Regions from separate parts of the Homo sapiens genome. Here region 2 is linked to region 1. A link is an interaction called in ENCODE POLR2A ChIA-PET data of the cell type or tissue named here. Cell type or tissue: MCF 10A. All regions are shown on one strand. Links, peaks and the distances in the headings refer to the core of each region. The heading gives the core; the rest is flanking DNA.

The links. Peaks named below come from ENCODE experiments on the same cell type or tissue, not always from the same donor. Only the 100,000 strongest peaks of a DNase experiment are listed, where the experiment ranks them.
Region 2: POLR2A ChIA-PET joins it to region 1 with 5 read pairs; 2 of 35 experiments call an interaction of 5 or more read pairs at or near these places.

Annotation. Positions count from the first base shown.
Region 1 is chr4:21,385,177-21,389,587 of GRCh38, reverse strand. The region is part of intron 1 of KCNIP4 (potassium voltage-gated channel interacting protein 4); the gene reads left to right. Among named protein-coding and RNA genes, the nearest start is that of MIR7978, 77 kb to the left of the region's middle. In MCF 10A, for the core only: no CTCF peak of the experiment used is centred there; DNase peaks (open chromatin) are centred at 1,777 and 2,997.
Region 2 is chr4:21,198,677-21,203,087 of GRCh38, reverse strand. All of the region lies in intron 1 of KCNIP4 (potassium voltage-gated channel interacting protein 4), which reads left to right. Among named protein-coding and RNA genes, the nearest start is that of MIR7978, 260 kb to the left of the region's middle. In MCF 10A, for the core only: no CTCF peak of the experiment used is centred there; no DNase peak of the experiment used is centred there.

The DNA.
Region 1 (4,411 bases), core at 93-4,092:
ATTCTCAGCAAACTATCGCCAGGACAAAAACCAAACACCGCATGTTCTCACTCATAGGTGGGAATTGAACAATAAGAACACTTGGACACAGGAAGAGGAACATCACACACTGGGGCCTGTTGTGGGGTGGGGGGAGGGGGGAGGGATATCATTAGGAGATATACCTAATGTAAATGACAAGTTAATGGGTGCAGCACACCAATATGGCACATGTATACATATGTAACAAACCTGCACATTGTGCACATGTACCCTAGAACTTAAAGTATAATTTAAAAAAAAATAGAGATGAGAATATATGTCTGTGTGCTGGGTGCAGTGGCTCACACTTGTAATCCCGGCACTTTGGGAGACTGAGGCAGATGGATTGCTTGAGCCCAGGACTTTCAGAACTGCCTGGGCAACACGGTGAAACCCCTATCTCTATAAAAAAAATTAGTTAGGTATGGTGGCACACACCTATAGTCCCAGCTTCTAAGGAAGTTGCGGTGGGAGGATCACCTGAGCCCAGGGAGGTCAAGGCTGCAATGAGCCTTGATTGTGCCACTGAACTTCAGCTGGTGTAACAGAGTGAGATTCTGTCTCAAAGAAAAAAAAAAAACAAGACAATATATGTCAACATAAAGCTTGCACATGAATGTTCATGACAGTATTATTTATAATACTCAAAAGATGAAAACAACCCAAATGTCTATCAAGTTATAAATAAAGATATTACATGTATACAATGAAATATTATTCAGCAATAAAAAGAAATGATTTACTGATACAACATGGGTCATCATATTATGCTAAATGAATGAAGCCAGTCACAAAAGACTACATATTGTTTAATTTTAATTAAATGAAATATACATGAAATATCCAGGATAGGCAATTCTCTAGAGTGGTTGCCTAGGCCTGGAGTGTTGGGGAAAAGTGGAGGGTAATAGCTAAAAGGATAGAAGGATGTTTTGGAGGGCAAAGATCTTCTAAAATTAATTGTGGTGACTGTTGCACAACTGTGCATGTACTGAACACTATTGAATTCACTCAATATAATTCACTTTAACAGGTTAAATTATATGATATGTTGATTATACCCCAATAAAACTGTTATAAAAAGATAAAAAGATAATAATCTATGGGTATATTGAGTACTTAAAACATGAAAAGTGATAGACATAAATTATCTCACTTACTCATTGAAGAAAGCCTCATTATGAAATAGGGACACTTCTTATGTCATATACAGCCTAGAAAATTCAGATTCAGAGGTATAGTTAGTGTGGAACAGTTGAGGCTTTTTAAAATTATATATATTTATTATTACATATATATTTATTATATATGGTTACATATATATGTAAAATATAACATTTGCTTTTAGACTATAAAATAAATATATTTTAGTGATGGTAATCCGTTATAATTTACTCAGCTATAGATAATTCACTAGCTTCCCTCATTCTTTCTTTCAGCACACCTGAAATCTTTCAGCACACCTGAAATCTTTCTCAGGAGCCTATTCTCAGGCTCAAAGCAGCCCTCTCTAGCTGTCCCTACTATTGCAATTTTGTATGTAAATGCCTTTCATCCCGTCCCAGAGAAAAGGATATCTATTGCTCTCCACTCATTCCCCTCTCTGAGCTGTCCCTGACGTCCATTATGCAAGCTGAGATATTCAGGAGCAGAAAGGTCTCTTGTAAAACTAACTGCTTAGCACCACACCTGTCATAGTAAGTACTTTGACAATGGCTGACATTTCGCAATGCTTGTGAGTACAAAGTATTTTATGATATGCCTTTGATAGACATTATTTTATTTAATTATCACGACAAATCTATGAAGAGAGGAAGGTGACTAACTCATTCTGGTTTTCTGGGAACCCTGCCATTTTAACACTGAAACTCCACTGTCCACAAAACCTTATAGTCCCAAGCAAGCCAAAATGATTGATTAGATTCAAGAAAGGATTCATATTGGTTCACCTTCTGAGCCAGGAATTTAATAGTGTGCGTTGTTTTTCTTTTCAGAAATGGAAAAGTTTTTAAGGTATAATTTTAATTCTTGTTCCCTTTAACAAGTTAATTTTGATGACATATCATTTGTTTGTTGTCTCACCAAGTTTCATGAAGAGAGACTGAAGACATTCTCAGAATAGTAACCAAGTGTATTTTAGGAGACCTTGGTAAAGAAGTTAATACTGCAATTAAGCACACCTGAAATCTGGTGTAAAATATAATTAAACGTTGCTTAGAAACTTTTCTTATTGAACCAAATGAAAATATGCCTCTTGTTTAAAATGTCAAACTGATCATTGTTCCTTATTTTTTTCTTGGTTATAGAATGACATTTCCATGAACACTCATTTCTGGTTTAGCTATACACAATAAACACAATAGCTATTACCAATTATTTAGTCCCTACTGAGCAGTTCATCAAGGATTTGTGAAGGCAATGGCATCAATTGATATTCCTTCCTTTCCTTCTCCTGCCTGCTCTGTTTAAAGATAACATGTTCTAAGTCTAGGCATGGAAATAACCTACCTTCAGGCCATTGCCTCCAAAATGCAGTTTCTATCTTCACCTCCTGTAGCCCATAGCAAAATGAAGTTATCGCTCTCTGGTGGGTTAGCTACTAAAATGAGAATTCAAAGTTTACACTGTGCAGGAGGAAGGATAGTATGTGTAGAGCTTTCTGGATGTCCTGTTCCTTTCAAGCTTTGTGGACTTATTTCCTTGAAGATTTTGAGGCTAGATAGGCAGCTACAGTGGTGATGTAGTTGACTGAGTATACCTGCAAAAAGATAAGCTGCCCCTCCAAAGATCTATAGAGTGTCCAGCGTGGTGTCTGGCACCATAAACACTCTAAAAATGTTAGTCGTGTCCCCTCCCTCACCTGAGGAATGAAAATGTACATGTTCCTTAGTTATCTGTTTATACTGAATCTGCTAGAAAGTAGGATTTTGTAAGGCTGGGACTAAATGTTCCTTGTTCATTGCAGCCTTGGTGTTGCCAAACACATGTGTGACTAATAGTAATCCTCAGAAATATTTTATGAATTAACAAATGCATTGAGAATTTTGATTAAGGTGTATCACAACAGGGGAAATTATGTGTTTTGCCAACAGGAGATACAGAGAATATGGAGAGCATTTTCCTGAGTTCTTTTTTTTTATGACAGTCTTTCATAACTCCACTTGCATCTGGTTGGAATATAAACAGTGGTCAAAGTATAGCCCTGCTTGCAGGTCAATTTAGAGGCCAGATGACTGGCACCATAAACAGTAAAACAAAGATCATCTCTCTTATATACTATTTGAGGAACTTCATGTCTATTTAGTAAAGAAAATGATTGTCTCAGCAGTTGTTCAATTTCTCTTTATTGTCTAAGAGGAAAGGTAATTCCGCCTTAAGAAAGAGCAAGGATACAAGAACATAATGAAAAATGCAATTGCATACAAACCACAAGGTTCTGAAAAGTTAGTTAATTTCTTTATTGTTTCTACATTATCTGCTACTAAAAAGTAATTTCCCCATATTTATACGACCCATTACAGACTAAAATATAGCCTTTGAAAGAGACAAGTGTGATATTTTTTCCTTGATTGATGACCGTTAGATCATCAAGTTCCCATGGTTTGTCCCAGTTCTCCCAAAGTTGTATCTACTCAATCACTTGTTTGAGCTAGTTTTGACTTGGTCAGCAAAATTATTGGAAAACTAGGTTCCATAATTTAGTGGCACTTGGGACACACTCATTTGTCCAATAGACTTTTGTATCTGATATTCCACAGTTAAATCTGTGGCACCTGGTTTGAAATGTTTCTGGTTGGCTCCATCAGCACCTGCCCCATCTAATCTCTCGGTCTAAGCTTCACGGCCACAATCTAGTACCTTGATAAGGGATATGATGGTGATGACAATGACAATGAAAAACAAAATTTACTATTCCTTATGTGGCTGAATCCTATCTAGATGTTTTAAATATGTGAATCCTTTTGCTATTCGCAATCATTCTATATGTTTTAGCACTGATCGCTTATGGAGATTAAGAAATTGAATCTTCTTTTTAAAGAAGAAAAGTCAATTGCTTGAGGTCCCTTAACTTAGGAAGTGGAAGAGACAGAGGATTCAAATACAGGCATTCCGGTATGGGAGCCCACAGTCCTAACCATTGTACTATATACTCTTCATCTTTGTATTCTTATTTTCTGCTAGGCCCAGAACCCTTTGTAGAGCCTTAGAGTCTTGTGTGGAGCATTCTCTGTTAACATTTATCCCACCTCCTGCTGGTGGTTCTGTCTTGACTCCTACTTAAATCACCCAGCATTTGCTCTCATAGTCTGGTAAATAGAGTTTGGCCATGAACACCCTTTAACCAGAACAATATTGGTCACCTCTCTCACTCCAATTTTAAGCAACACTT
Region 2 (4,411 bases), core at 296-4,295, 190 kb after region 1:
AATTGCACAAAAGTGTGCACGGTTACAGCTCAGGAGAGTAGCCAAGTATTCGTTATTTGTGGAGGATGTGAACTGAGCTTGGACTTGTGGCCTGGGGTGGGCATAGATATGTATGCAAGGATCTTTACAGTGCAGGACTGAGCTAGAGGTGACAATGGAGGAGAGCAGGCTGTGGGCCAAGAGCCTCTGTATATATTCCTATTGTGGCCAACAAATGTGAGGCGTGGGCCTAGTAGCCCTTGTAGATTCTGTCTCTTTGTTTTCTATTGAGTGACACAGCCAGCAGGATACCTACCCTGCCCATTATGGGATTTATAACTAGAGGTATAGAGATCCATTGAGCATAGAGGAATAAGATAGAAGCCATATAAACAAGTGGAAAGAACATGGTTAATCGTTAGACTGAGACGGATCTGAGCACCAGACCCTGGACTGTCACTGCTCTGGGGCCTTGTCCACATTGCTTAAAAAGAATCAGGTATCTTTTCCTTCTTTTTCTACTTTTATTTTGGATTCTGGGGGTAGATGTGCAAGTTTGTTACAAAGGTATATTGCATGGTGATGAGGTTTGGAGTACCATTGAACCTGTTACCCAAGAAGTGAGCATTGTACCCAAGAGGTAGCTTTTCAACTCCCGTCCTGCTCCATGCCTCTCTCCTCTTGTATTCCTCAGTGCCTATTGTTTCCATCTTTATGTCCAAGTGTACCCAGTGTCCAGCTTCCACTAATAGGTGAGAACACGTGATATTTGGTTTTCTGTTTCTGCATTAGTTCACTTAGAATAATAGCCTCCAGCTGCATCCATGTTGCTGCAAAGGACAAGATTTTGCTCTTTTGTATGGCTGCATAGTATTCCATGGTGTATACATCCCACATTTTCTTTATCCAGTCCAACATTACAGACAGCTGTGATGGACATTGGGGTGCATGTGTCTTTTTGATAGAATTATTTGTTTTCCTTTGGGTATATATCCAGTAATGGGACTGTTGGGTCAAATGGTAATTCAACTCTTCGTTCTTTGAGAAATCTCCAACTGCTCTCCACAGGGGCTGAACTAATTCACATTCCCACCAATAGTGCATAAGCATTCTCTTTTCTCCAAATCATGTTTCTAAAATGAAGTTTAAAGTTTTACCTACCTTATAAAATTATGATGGGTGATGGGATATAGTTATGAATAGCATGTACAAGGATACTTCACACACATTAGGTATTTTATAAAGGTAGTTATTTATTGTGTGAAGGATAATGAGGAAATAGATCTTACAACTTAGAAAATACCTGTGATGGGCCGGGTGTGGTGGCTCACGCCTATAATCCCAGCATTTTGGGAGGCCAAGGTGAGTGGATTATGAGGTCAGGAGGTCGAAACCTTCCTGGCTAACATGGTGAAACCCTGTCTCTACTAAAAACACAAAAAATTAGCCAGGCATGGTGGCGGGCAACTGTAGTCCCAGCTACTTGGGAGGCTGAGGCAGGAGAATGGCGTGAACCTGGGAGGCGGAGCTTGCAGTGAGCCGAGATCATGCCACTGCACTCCAGCCTGAGCAACAGAGAGCGAGAGTCCATCTCAAAAACAAAATAAAAATAAATGGGCAGTAGATGATCACAATTCATAGTATCCTGCAATGGTATGATTAATGAAAATGTGTGAGCACTTAGGAGTTCTACAACACCACTTCTGAATTCTTCTCTGACATTTAATCATATTTTCAGTCCTTTCTTTCTGTATCCTTCTCTTTCATTATATTTCACCTCCTGTTCTTTTAACTTGAATGTTCTCAAAGCATGTCAACCTCTTGATTGTAGCAATAAATAGATTTGAGTTAGCTTTATGCCACACTAGTGCCTCAGTTTAAAGCATATTGGGCTATAACAGATACTGCTAAAACAGAAAGCTTCATGAAGCTCATTGATACATAGGCATCTGCAATCTCATCTGAATCCTCCACATTCCTTCTTTATTGGAATGGTAAGTTACATAAGAAAAGCTTATAGGGAGAAAAGTGTGGATTAAAGCCCATTTTTTTGAATAAAATAGGTCTGGCCTATTGAATCTCAACCTCTTATTCACTGGGTGACCTTGGACAAGTCACTTAAGTACTCTTTGACTCAGTTTCTTCTTTTGCAAAGTAGGGACTGTGGAGGAAGTGGCATCTCTTGCCTATATCAGAAGTAGAAATCAGCATTTCTGCCTATTTGATTTTAATATTGGAGTCACCAAGGAAAACACAACACAATCAGGCACTGGATGGAACGATGCTTTTTTTAAAAAAAAAAATTTTTATTTTTTTTATTTCAGTAGCTTTAGGGGTACAAGTGGTTTTTTGTTACATGCATGAATTGTATTGTGGTGAAGTCTGAAATTTTAATGTACGCATCACCAGAGTAGCCTACCTCGTACCCAATAGATAATTTTTCTTTCCTTAACCACCCTCACCCTCCCTCTCTTCTTTGAGTCTCCCATTTCCATTATACCACTCTGTATGCCTTTTCATACCCATAGTTTAGCTCCCACTTAGTGAGAACATGCAATATTGGTTTTCCATTCCTGAGTTATTTCACTTAGGATTATAGACTCCAGTTCCATCCAAGTTGTTGCAAAAGACATTATTTTATTCTTTTTTATGGCTGTGTAGTATCCCATGGTAGATGTATGTAATGTATATATATACACACATATATGTATGTATATATATATATACACACATATATGTATGTATATATATATACACACATATATGTATGTATATATATATACACACATATATGTATGTATATATATACACACACACACACACACATCACATTTTCTTTATCCACTCATCAGTTGATTCCTTATCTTTGCAATTGTGAATCGTGTTGTGATAAAAATATGCATGCAGGTGTCTTTTTTTTAATACTTTAAATTCTAGGGTACATGTGCACAATGTGCAGGTTTGTTACATATGTATACATGTGCCGTGTTGGTGTGCTGCACCCATTAACTTGTCATTTACATTAGGTATATCTCCTAATGCTATCCCTCCCCGCTTCCCCCACCCCACAACAGGCCCCAGTGTGTGATGTTCCCCTTCCTGTGTCCAGGTGTTCTCATTGTTCAATTCCCACCTATGAGTGAGAGCATGCAGTGTTTGGTTTTTTGTTCTTGCAATAGTTTGCTGAGAATGATGGTTTCCAGCTTCATCCATGTCCCTGCAAAGGACATGAACTCCTCCTTTTTTATGGCTGCATAGTATTCCATGGTGTATATATGCCACATTTTCTTAATCCAGTCTATCATTGATGGACATTTGGGTTGGTTCCAAGTCTTTGCTATTGTGAGTAGTGCTGCAATAAACATATGTGTGCATGTATCTTTATAGCAGCATGATTTATATTAGACTTAAAACCATAAAAACTCTAGAAGAAAACCTAGGCAATACCATTCAAGACATAGGCATTAGCAAGGACTTCATGACTAAAACACCAAAAGCAATGGCAACAAAAGCCAAAATTGACAAATGGGATCTAATTAAACTAAAGAGCTTCTGCACAGCAAAAGAAACTACCATCAGAATGAACAGGCAACCTATAGAATGGGAGAAAATTTTCACAATCTACTGATCTGACAAAGGGCTAATATCCAGAATCTACAAAGAACTTAAACAAATTTACAAGAAAAAATCAAACAACCCCATCAAAAAGTGGGGGAAGGATATGAACAGATAGTTCTCAAGACATTTATGCAGCCAACAGACACATGAAAAAATGCTCATCATCACTGGCCATCAGAGAAATGCAAATCAAAACCACAATGAGATACCATCTCACACTAGTTAGAATGGCGATCATTAAAAAGTCAGGAAACAACAGATGCTGGAGAGGATGTGGAGAAATAGGAACACTTTTACACTGTCGGTAGCACTGTAAATTAGTTCATCCATTGTGGAAGTTAGTGTGGCGATTCCTCAAGGATCTCGAACTTGAAATACCATTTGACCCAGCCATCCCATTACTGGGTATATACCCAAAGGAACGATGTTTTTTACTCCTCACAAAGAGAAAGGACAGCACCAGATCAGTGTCAGTACTTTACTCCTCACATAGAGAAAGGACAGCGCCAGATCAGTGTCAGTACTTTACTCCTCACACAGAGAAAGGACAGCGCCAGATCAGTGTCAGTACTTTACTCCTCAGATAGAGAAAGGACAGCGCCAGGTCAGTGTCAGTACTGCATGTCAGTCCCCCAAAGCCAGAAGGTCCCTCCTGGAGGCTGATGCAGAACAATTGGCCTATAGGTGCCCTTTCTGTGCTGCAGAAGAAGCACCTCATCCCCTCCTGGAAGAGGATAGATATAACAGTGGGGTTGACCAGGTGCCACATGATGCACAGGCTCCAGCAGAACAAAACAGGGAAAGTTATTCCACA